Regions from separate parts of the Mus musculus genome. Here regions 1 and 2 are each linked to region 3. A link is a contact called in ENCODE Hi-C or POLR2A ChIA-PET data. All regions are on one chromosome and are shown on one strand. Each heading gives the region's core, a stretch centred on a gene start or an enhancer-like site at or near the end of the contact. The rest is flanking DNA. Distances are from core to core; before and after follow the strand shown.

Region 1 (2,700 bases), core at 170-2,669, 140 kb after region 3:
TATAGGCAGTGCTGGGGATGAAACCCCTTGCTTTGTGCAAGCCTTCTACCAAGTGAACCACATCCCATCCAACTCAATTTTAAAAAAATTATTTATTTAGAGACAGGATCGTATTCTGTCGTCCAGGTTGACCTAGTTAGTACGCCACACACAGACCAAGCAATTCTCCTGGCTCTGTCTAGTCTGGGATTACAGGTGTGCAATCACCACTACCAGCCAGGAAAAAAAATTAAGGGAAGAGACAGACGAATTTCCGCTCCATGCTTTCCTTCTCCAGAGCATATTATCACCAATAAGGTCTGAAATTCCATGTTCCCGTAGTGAGGAAGTGACCCACTGGCGGCCCGGTCCTTGAATTCAGGATGGAGGAAGTGACTGTCCACCGGCCCAAAGCCAGGAAGTGGAGGCACATATTCAGTCCCTCCCCCACCCCTAAAATTCTCCCTTGGCCTTTCTAGAAAACTTTTGGAAGTCGACCCTGGTAGACCCAGAAACTGAGCCACTCACACCGGTGGCTGGGAATAAGGCGGCAGAAAGTTCATGATGCCGCGGGGCAGGAAGCTGCAAGATGATTCGTGAAGGGATTTACAGGCCCAGCTAAGCCAATTCTGAAATTTCCTTCACTCAACTCTTCCCCTCAAGGTGCGGAGCTATTAATCTGCTGGCATCAGAGACTACGCGAGGACTCAACTAGTCTCTAGGAAGACTTGAAGCTGTTCTCCACAGGAGGCAGAGGTCTTTGAGCCTCAGGAAGAACGGTCGGATGTCTTCCTATCCACATCATAAACTCCACACTCATACTCTATCTCTAGGAACCACTCCTCCCAATCCCAGAGTCCAAAGACACCTTCGAGAACTTTGGGTCTACAGAAAACCTAGAACCCAGGATAACTCGGAATCTCAAGTCCTGAACTCTGGAAGACCCTGTACTTCCCATATTTCAGAATCTCAGGTGCCTCGGCTTCCTTAGCCAGGAGACTTGCCCGGTCTGCAGATCCGAGGATCCACCTCGCGGGAATTCGCCCCACGCGCCGGCCGCAAGGAGCCCTCAGTCTTAGAACGACTGCGCTCGGACTTCCAGAGTCCCAAGACCTTCAAGTCCCGAGGGAACCATTGTGTTCGATCCTCCCCACCCTGCCAGGCTCTCGCTGAGGATTCCGGACCCAAGAAAAACCAGACAGCCAGAAACCCGCGAGCGGCGGGCTGGACGGAATGGGCCCTTCTTACCCGCCAGCGCCGCCATGGTCCAGGGCGCGGACAACACAGGAAGGACCACCCGGCAGCAGCGCCTCAGGTCCGCGCCCGCCTGCGGTCTAGAGAAGAGGCTGTCTCTGCCCCTGCAGCCGGAAGGATGCACCGCCTACGGCGCCCTGGGAGGACCAAACCGCACCTGGCACGGGGACCCGCCCCGGAGCCCCTCCCACTTAGGTTAACGACCCGCCCTGCCCCGTCCCGCCTCCCGCGCGAACTCTGCCGCATCTCTGGCGCCTGCTGGCGACTGGCGACCTCTAGAGGCGTTCGGATTGACCAGGGTGATTCAGTTTAGGCTGGAGGTCGCAACACAGGGGACCCTCGGCGCTCAGGTTAGTCCAGTTGCCCTTCTACACTACTTGAAAATGGCTCTGCTCTTCAGGTGCAGAGCGTGGGTAGGTATCACAGGTCTTTTGACTCCCAGTTTGTAATCAGCAATGTGAACACGAAGAAGCTAAGAGAAACCACTTTTGCGTGTCAAAGGCAATATGGAAATGAGGCTCCCTAGAGCAGATTATGGAGGCCAAATACCTGGGTTCCTGGAATTTTGGGTCCAGGACTCCCACTCCTTATATAAAGTCCCTGGTTGGTCAAGTCTCATAGAAAATGGCGTAAACTTTGTCTATAATCCACGCACAATCTTCATATGCTTTATTTTTTCTTTTGTTTTGCCACAGGGTCTTGAAATGCAGCCAGACTGATATTGAACTTGCCAGCCTCTTGCCTCAGCTTCTTGAGTGCTGAGATATTCTTGTTTTAAATCATCTCTAGATTGTTTATTTAAAAAAAAAAACCAAAATCTAGATGTTCTAACATAGTTATCTTATTCTGTGACTAAAATCAAGAAAGAACCGGACAGTGGTGGCACACGCCTTTAATCCCAGCACTTGGGAGGCAGAGGGAGGTGGATTTCTGAGTTCGAGGCCAGCCTGGACTACAGAGTGAGTTCCAGGACAGCCGGGGCTATACAGAGAAACCGTCTAAAAAAAAAAAAAAAAAAAAAAAAAGACGCAGCACTCTCAGCTCCTTCTCCATCGCCATGTCTACCTGTATTCTGCCATGCTTCTGGCCGGGATGATAGTGAACTAAACTTCTGAACCTGTAAGCCAGCCCCAAATAAATGTTGTCCTTTGTAAGAGTTGCTGTGGTCATAGTGTCTCTTCCCAGCATTAGAACCCTAACTATGACACTCGGTTTTAGACAATTGTTACTTCCCTCCATCAGATTTATGTACATGGGAAAAGAGTCCAGAGGATCAGGAAATGGGTAGGAATGGAGCCCAAGGAAACCAATCCTGCCTCCAACTCTCCCATCAGCTGCCTCTGGCTCTACTACTTAGGTAAACAAAACAGCACAATTCTCTGTCTTCCTGCATGGCCTTTTGTTAACAAAAGTGGCTGCTAGTTAGATGTTTCTTCCGTGGCGCCTTCATATGACCTAGGGTGCACA
Region 2 (2,818 bases), core at 269-2,768, 190 kb after region 3:
AAGAAGGATGACAAATGTGACAACCAGTAAAAGATTACATAAGATCAAGTGTGCTGGCCTTATTGATAGGAGATATAAACTAGGGAGGAGAGTCCAGAAGGGAAGACAAAGAAATGTCACATTCTGTAGGCATAATGGTACTAAGTAACGAGTGATCCTGGCACTCTTTAAGACTGAAACAGCAGGATCCGGGTTCAAGGCCAACTACAAAAGGAGCTTGAGGACAGCCTGAGATCCCTGAGACCCTGTCTCAGACCACAAAAGAAGTATCACATACACTCTGAAGACAGAGTTATCAGTGGAGAGGTAAGAGTCACAATAAATACTAATACGAGCCTTTTAAATTGGAAAGGGCCGCCTCCTGTATACTTCCTTTCCCAAGGAGACAGTCAATCCCCATCAGTCGTCACCTCTGATAATTCTTCCGTTAAATTCTTAATAGTAAGTACACATGTGTCTTCCCCCTAGAACCTACCTATTAATCGTAGCTGTACCTCTTTCAGCTACAAAGATCAAGCAGGAGGCCTCTTTGCCATAACTCCCCCACCCAACCCCCACCCCCACCCCGCGCCAGCTTTTAAAGATAGTTAGTTATTCTCCTCCGGCGTTCTTTCCTAAGCTAGAAGTTTCATAGAATCGAGCCGGCTCCAGCTGCCTCGAATCGAGTACCGCATTCACAGCGGGACCGCACTTCGGATGAGCAGGCTTCAAACACGAGTAGGACTCCAGAGGAGAACGTTCAAAATAAGGTTTCCTAGGATCCAGACCCAGATTCGAAACAAGCTGTGGGAAAAGCCCAGGGCTGGAGAGCCGGCATCCCGGAGGGTTTCGGAGCAGGTGCTGTGGAGGCCCACGCTTTTGAGACAGCTGTGCCCGGTTGTACAGCTGTGGGAACTAGGTTCAGGGAGGTCAAAGACTTGGCCTCGAACGCACAGTGAGCTGCAGGCAGCGAACTCAAGTCCAGGTCTCCTACGCTTCACCCCAAATCTGTTCACCGCATTCCTCATCTTTCCACTCCACCAAATCGCCACCCACGAGAGAGGCGGTCCCGCCCCCGAGGCTACGGGAGTCAGGACGAGCCCCGTCTGGAAGGGGAGCTTGTGCGCACCCTTCTTTCCCTTTTCTGGGGCCTTAGTTTGCCCAATCTGTACCCACGGATGCCAGTCTGACCTTCCTTCTGGGACCTGGACAGAGCCAGACTGGATGACTCCTGGCCCTTGGCTTCAGATCCCTGAGCCTGGGAAGGGGGTCCCATGCCTCCCGGGCCCGCCGTCCCAGCTCGTCACCTACCTGCCGCCGCGGTAGAGCGAGCGCCAGCGACGCCAGCTGTCCGTTCCCCCGTCCCGGAGTAGCCGAGCCAGTCTTAGAGACGCGTCAGTCAGAAAGATTGAACCTCCGACCCCTCCTACCGGGAACTTGGTCACCTGACGCGGAGCCGCCTCTAGTAGAACAACTTCCGGTTCCAGCCGGAAAAGGCTGGTGTGCAGCGCTGCTCTCCGGCCCAGGCGCCCGGCTGGTAAGTTCCGCCCCGGGACAGGAAGGGGAGGGCGTCTGGTCTTTCCGTAGGGTTTCCTAGCGCTGGAAGAGGAGGGAAGGCAGCTCGGTGGATGGGCGAGCTCGCCTCGCCCGCGTGAAGACGTGGGAATAAATATGTGCGTACCCGCCAGCTAATCATAGCATTCATTCGGGTGATGGGTCAGAACTTCAATGTCGTTTTCGAAGCAGGCTTGGGATACATGGGACCGTGTCGCAAAAATAATGGGCGGATGAAAAAGCCAGTTCTAGAAATACCAGTTTGGAATGCCTTGTACAAGAAAGTAAGGTCAGTGGTTGTTCTGTTTTATAAAGAAGAAGAACAGGAGGAGGAGGCATGGGAAGTGGAGTAGGAAAGGGAGTAGAGAATGAGGAGAAGGGAGAGAGGCCGGCCAGGAACGCGTGAAGAGAGAGGGCGGAGGGGGAAGGGGGCAAAGAGTAAGGGAGAGGAGGGGGCGAACAGCCCCTTTTATAGTAAGCCGGGCATACCTCGCTGTTGCCAGGTAACTGTGGGGCGGAGCCTAGAAGGAATGCTAACAGTGGTGATGGATGAGAATGTGCAAAACGACCCAGGAGCTCTCTTGAAGACTCTACTAGCCAAATCTGTGAAATTTCAGTATCAAAATAATAAAGGTAATAAGAGTATAACTAATTGGAGCCCATGAGATGGTTCAGAGGTAAAGATGTTTGCTGCCAAGCCTGTCAACTCTAGTTCAGTCCCCAGAAACCCAGCGGTGGAAGGAAAGGAGTCTGGCAAGTTGTCATCAGACCTTCACATGTATACAGAGACACTTAATAAATACATGGTAATTTATTTTAAAACTAATTAGATGAACTTGTAACCAATGAGGGATTGTTTTTTTTTTACAGTAGCAAGTGCATTTATTATATTTAAAAATAACTAGAAAAATTGGTGTTTTAGCTTTCCATATATAAAAACATGTGAGTCCAGTGCAACAGTGCTCAGTGCAGGTGAGTGATTTTGCTGTGCAGCTCCTACAAAGCTGCATAGCTGTGCTGTTGCAGGGGTGGGGGGAGTGGGGGGTGGAGAGCCGGCACACCTCATTCTGTAGAACAAGAAGGGACTTCCGTCCTGCCTCGGACAAGCAGTAGCAGTAGCATTCCTGTGTGTAAGCTGAGGTAGGGCTGGCACACCGGCCTTGTATCCTGTACTGGATGGCTTTCAGCTTCTGCTTGCCAGTGTGAAAGCCCAAACGCCAGATGGCAGGTGAGCCTGCATCCTCTCCCCAGAGTCCTTGACCTTATCAATCTCTAGCTCCACCTG
Region 3 (2,797 bases), core at 281-2,780:
GGGGAAAAGTCCTGAATGCTCCCAGAAGCTGAGAATATGTTTTGGCTTTCTAATGTCAGTGTAACCATTTTAATTTTTCTTAACACAGGGTCTCTTTATGTGGTCCTAACTGTACTACAACTTATTATGTAAACCAGGTTGGCATTGAATTCATTAGTGTACCACTGGCCTCGGCCTCCTGAGCTCCACCTAAGAATTATTTTTTATCCTTAGACGCCCACAATAGAGGTGAAGGTGAACAAACTGTCTATTGAAATACTGCTTCAGGGGAAGACCAAATGGCTCATATTCACGAGCATCCAGCAAACTGCAGACTGAAGAGGATACAGGCAACTAAGTATTTTTTAAAAAGAAAAACCAAGCCTGGCTAATGTCAGCACTCTGGAGGCAGAGGCAGATCTGTCTGAGTTCAAGGCCAGCGTGATCTACACAATGGGATCCCTGACATCCAGAAGTATGTAGCAAGACCCTGTCTCCAAACAAAGGAGAGAGGTAGAGGGAGGGAGAGAGGGAAAAAATCCAGGGCCAGATAGACACACTCAAGTGCACTTGCTGCCAAACTTGGAAGACCTAAACTCAATCCCAGAAACCATGACTGAACAGAACGATTCCCCTAAGTAATGCTGAACACACACACACAGAAACATAAAAATAAACTGAATTCCCTCTCCCCTCTCCAGTTCATTCTCTTCACCACAAAAGAAACAAACGAGACCCAACGTGAAAGGACCCACGGTCATTCGAATTTCTATCCACAGAGGGAATTAAAATGCATCTGCTGATTCGTTTCTACGGTACCCAATCTAAAAGAAGGGTGTCACATTACGGACTTTAAAAAGCCCTGAAGGTCTCAGGGATGACGCGCCATCCAGGTACAATCTACTTACTCCCAGATCTTACCGTCACAACCAACGGCGTGTAAAAGGGGACCACCAGTGAGTGGCAAGTGGGCAAGGAATAACGGGACAAGACCTCAAAGCCCGTGATCGGATCACGGAGTCTGGGATATAGAAGTCGTGTGGCTCAGAGAAAAAAGCAAGAAAAACAGAAATAATGTCGAGACATGCGCCGAAAACCGGAGCAAGTGCTGGGTGTGGGATGTGGGAGGTTGCGCAGAGACGGAGCTGGCGGATGGGAGCTGAGAAGCCCAGGCCCGAGGAACTGAGGGAAGGGGCTGCATGGGGACGGGGCTGCGGCAGCGCAGGTTTAGACTACGGGGGCGATGGCAGCTGGTGGCACAGGGGTGGAAGCCAGGCCCTGACGCCGCGGACGCAACACCGGAGGAGCCGCAGCGCCGCAGAAGGGCCAGGAGAGAAGCGCCGGCTGCGCCTTTTACCTCGGCTTCGATCTCCGCGATCTTCGCTAAGGTCCCGCTCATGGTGGCGGAGGGCTTAAGGCCACACCAGCCTCCACACTGGTTAGGTCCCCCTTCTCGCGCCCGCCGCGCCTCTGGCCACCACTGCAGCGCGCAAGCGCGGGATCTGCTAAGCTCGCGACACGGTTCCGCGAGAAGTCCGCGCCGACGCTCTCGGAGATGGGCGGTCTCCGCCTTCTCCGCCGACTCCTCCCTGTCCCGCCAGCCAGCGCGGTGTCATAGAGCCCGCAGTGAGGTGACCAGAGCGGTCGCTCGGGCCAACTTCCCGGAGCGCGCCGAGGGTCGCGCGCAGCTCGGCCCCACCCCGCCGGACCTGCGCTCGCCCCTTCGACTCCCGTGCCCAGCGTGCACCTAAACCCGGCGACCATCAGAGTGCGCGCAGATACTTGGAAGCTCCCTTTCTTCATCAGGACAGACCTCGGCTTCCTGGGTTGTAGAGAGACTCAGAGGGGTGGGGGGTTGTAGAGAGACTCAGAGGGGTGGGGGGCACAATTTTTGAGGGATCCTTTGTTTACCAGGAACCCTAAAGAAGGAGTGTGGCACTCAACGAGCCACAGTTAGTGGATCGAATGAGCTCTTCCAGAGAGAGCCATTACTTGGAGAAGCTATCATGTTGAAAAGTTGGAAATTATGTTAGCACAAATTAGAAGGGAATGCATAAATAAATATAAAAGCATTTTTATTGTGTAAAATAAGGTTACAGCCACTAAAGCGTAGTGTGACTGGAAGTGAGTCCCGAATTTGTCAGATGGACAAATAGAACTGTGCCTTTTATCATTATACTCTCTAGGCTGTTTGTTAGAAATACACTTAGAGAGGCATAGGGTAGTGGTACCCACCTTTAATCCCAGCACTTGGGAGGCAGGCGGATTTCTGACTTCGAGGCCAGCCTGCTCTACAGAGTGAGTTCTAGGACAGCCAGGGCTATACAGAGAAACCCTGTCTCAAAAAAAAAAAAAAAAAAAAGTACCGGAGTGTGTCTCCTGGTGGTGCTGAGACCAAGGATCTCCTGTGTTCAAGGCAACCCTCGACTACCACACACCATGCCAGAAAGTACATTCTAGGAAATGTAGATAAACCAGATGATAGAGGCGCACGCCTTTGATCCCAGTACTCAGGAAGCAGAAACAGGTAGATCTCTGAGTTCAGTTCCAGGCCAGCCTGGTCTTCAGAGCAAGTTCCAGGACAGTCAAGGCAGAGAAAGCTATCTCGAAAAACTGGGAAAAAAATAAAATAAAAAAGGGAAAAAAAGAAAAAGGGAGGTAAAAGAATGGTTCCCATAGGAAGGTTTTTCCTGTAATGCCGAGGACTCACTCATGACACTTAGATCGGGAGGATCCCCCTGAACCCTGAGGGGAGAATTGTTTATGGGTCTGATGATGAGGGACATAGAGGGACCGACCATTTGCTTTGTGTAATTGT

Evidence for each region. A loop is a pair of places that touch in the nucleus more often than their neighbours do. ChIA-PET counts read pairs that join two places held with the same protein, here RNA polymerase II (POLR2A).
Region 1: a map of v-Abl transformed pro-B cells shows a loop between it and region 3 (2.0-fold over the local background). The contact joins the promoter of Limk2 here to the promoter of Drg1 in region 3. A Hi-C loop is called at or near these places in 1 of 37 maps with a recorded cell type or tissue (v-Abl transformed pro-B cells). POLR2A ChIA-PET finds 5 or more read pairs at or near these places in 3 of 5 experiments (Patski and embryonic stem cell).
Region 2: POLR2A ChIA-PET joins it to region 3 with 19 read pairs in embryonic stem cell. The contact joins the promoter of 8430429K09Rik here to the promoter of Drg1 in region 3. POLR2A ChIA-PET finds 5 or more read pairs at or near these places in 4 of 5 experiments (Patski and embryonic stem cell).

What each region holds. Positions count from the first base shown.
Region 1 is chr11:3,407,819-3,410,518 of GRCm38, forward strand. It overlaps Limk2 (LIM motif-containing protein kinase 2), which reads right to left and starts at 1,420. Exons shown (of 16, transcript NM_010718.4): 1 at 1,228-1,420. The coding sequence starts at 1,243. Gm51879 (a long non-coding RNA gene) reads left to right here. Exons shown (of 2, transcript XR_003949624.1): 1 at 1-1,583; 2 at 1,929-2,700.
Region 2 is chr11:3,450,919-3,453,736 of GRCm38, forward strand. It overlaps 8430429K09Rik (RIKEN cDNA 8430429K09 gene), which reads left to right and starts at 1,519. Exons shown (of 4, transcript NR_028317.1): 1 at 1,519-1,822. It overlaps Rnf185 (ring finger protein 185), which reads right to left and starts at 2,038. Exons shown (of 7, transcript NM_001290472.1): 1 at 1,291-2,038.
Region 3 is chr11:3,264,933-3,267,729 of GRCm38, forward strand. It overlaps Drg1 (developmentally regulated GTP binding protein 1), which reads right to left and starts at 1,531. Exons shown (of 9, transcript NM_007879.2): 1 at 1,337-1,531. The coding sequence starts at 1,378.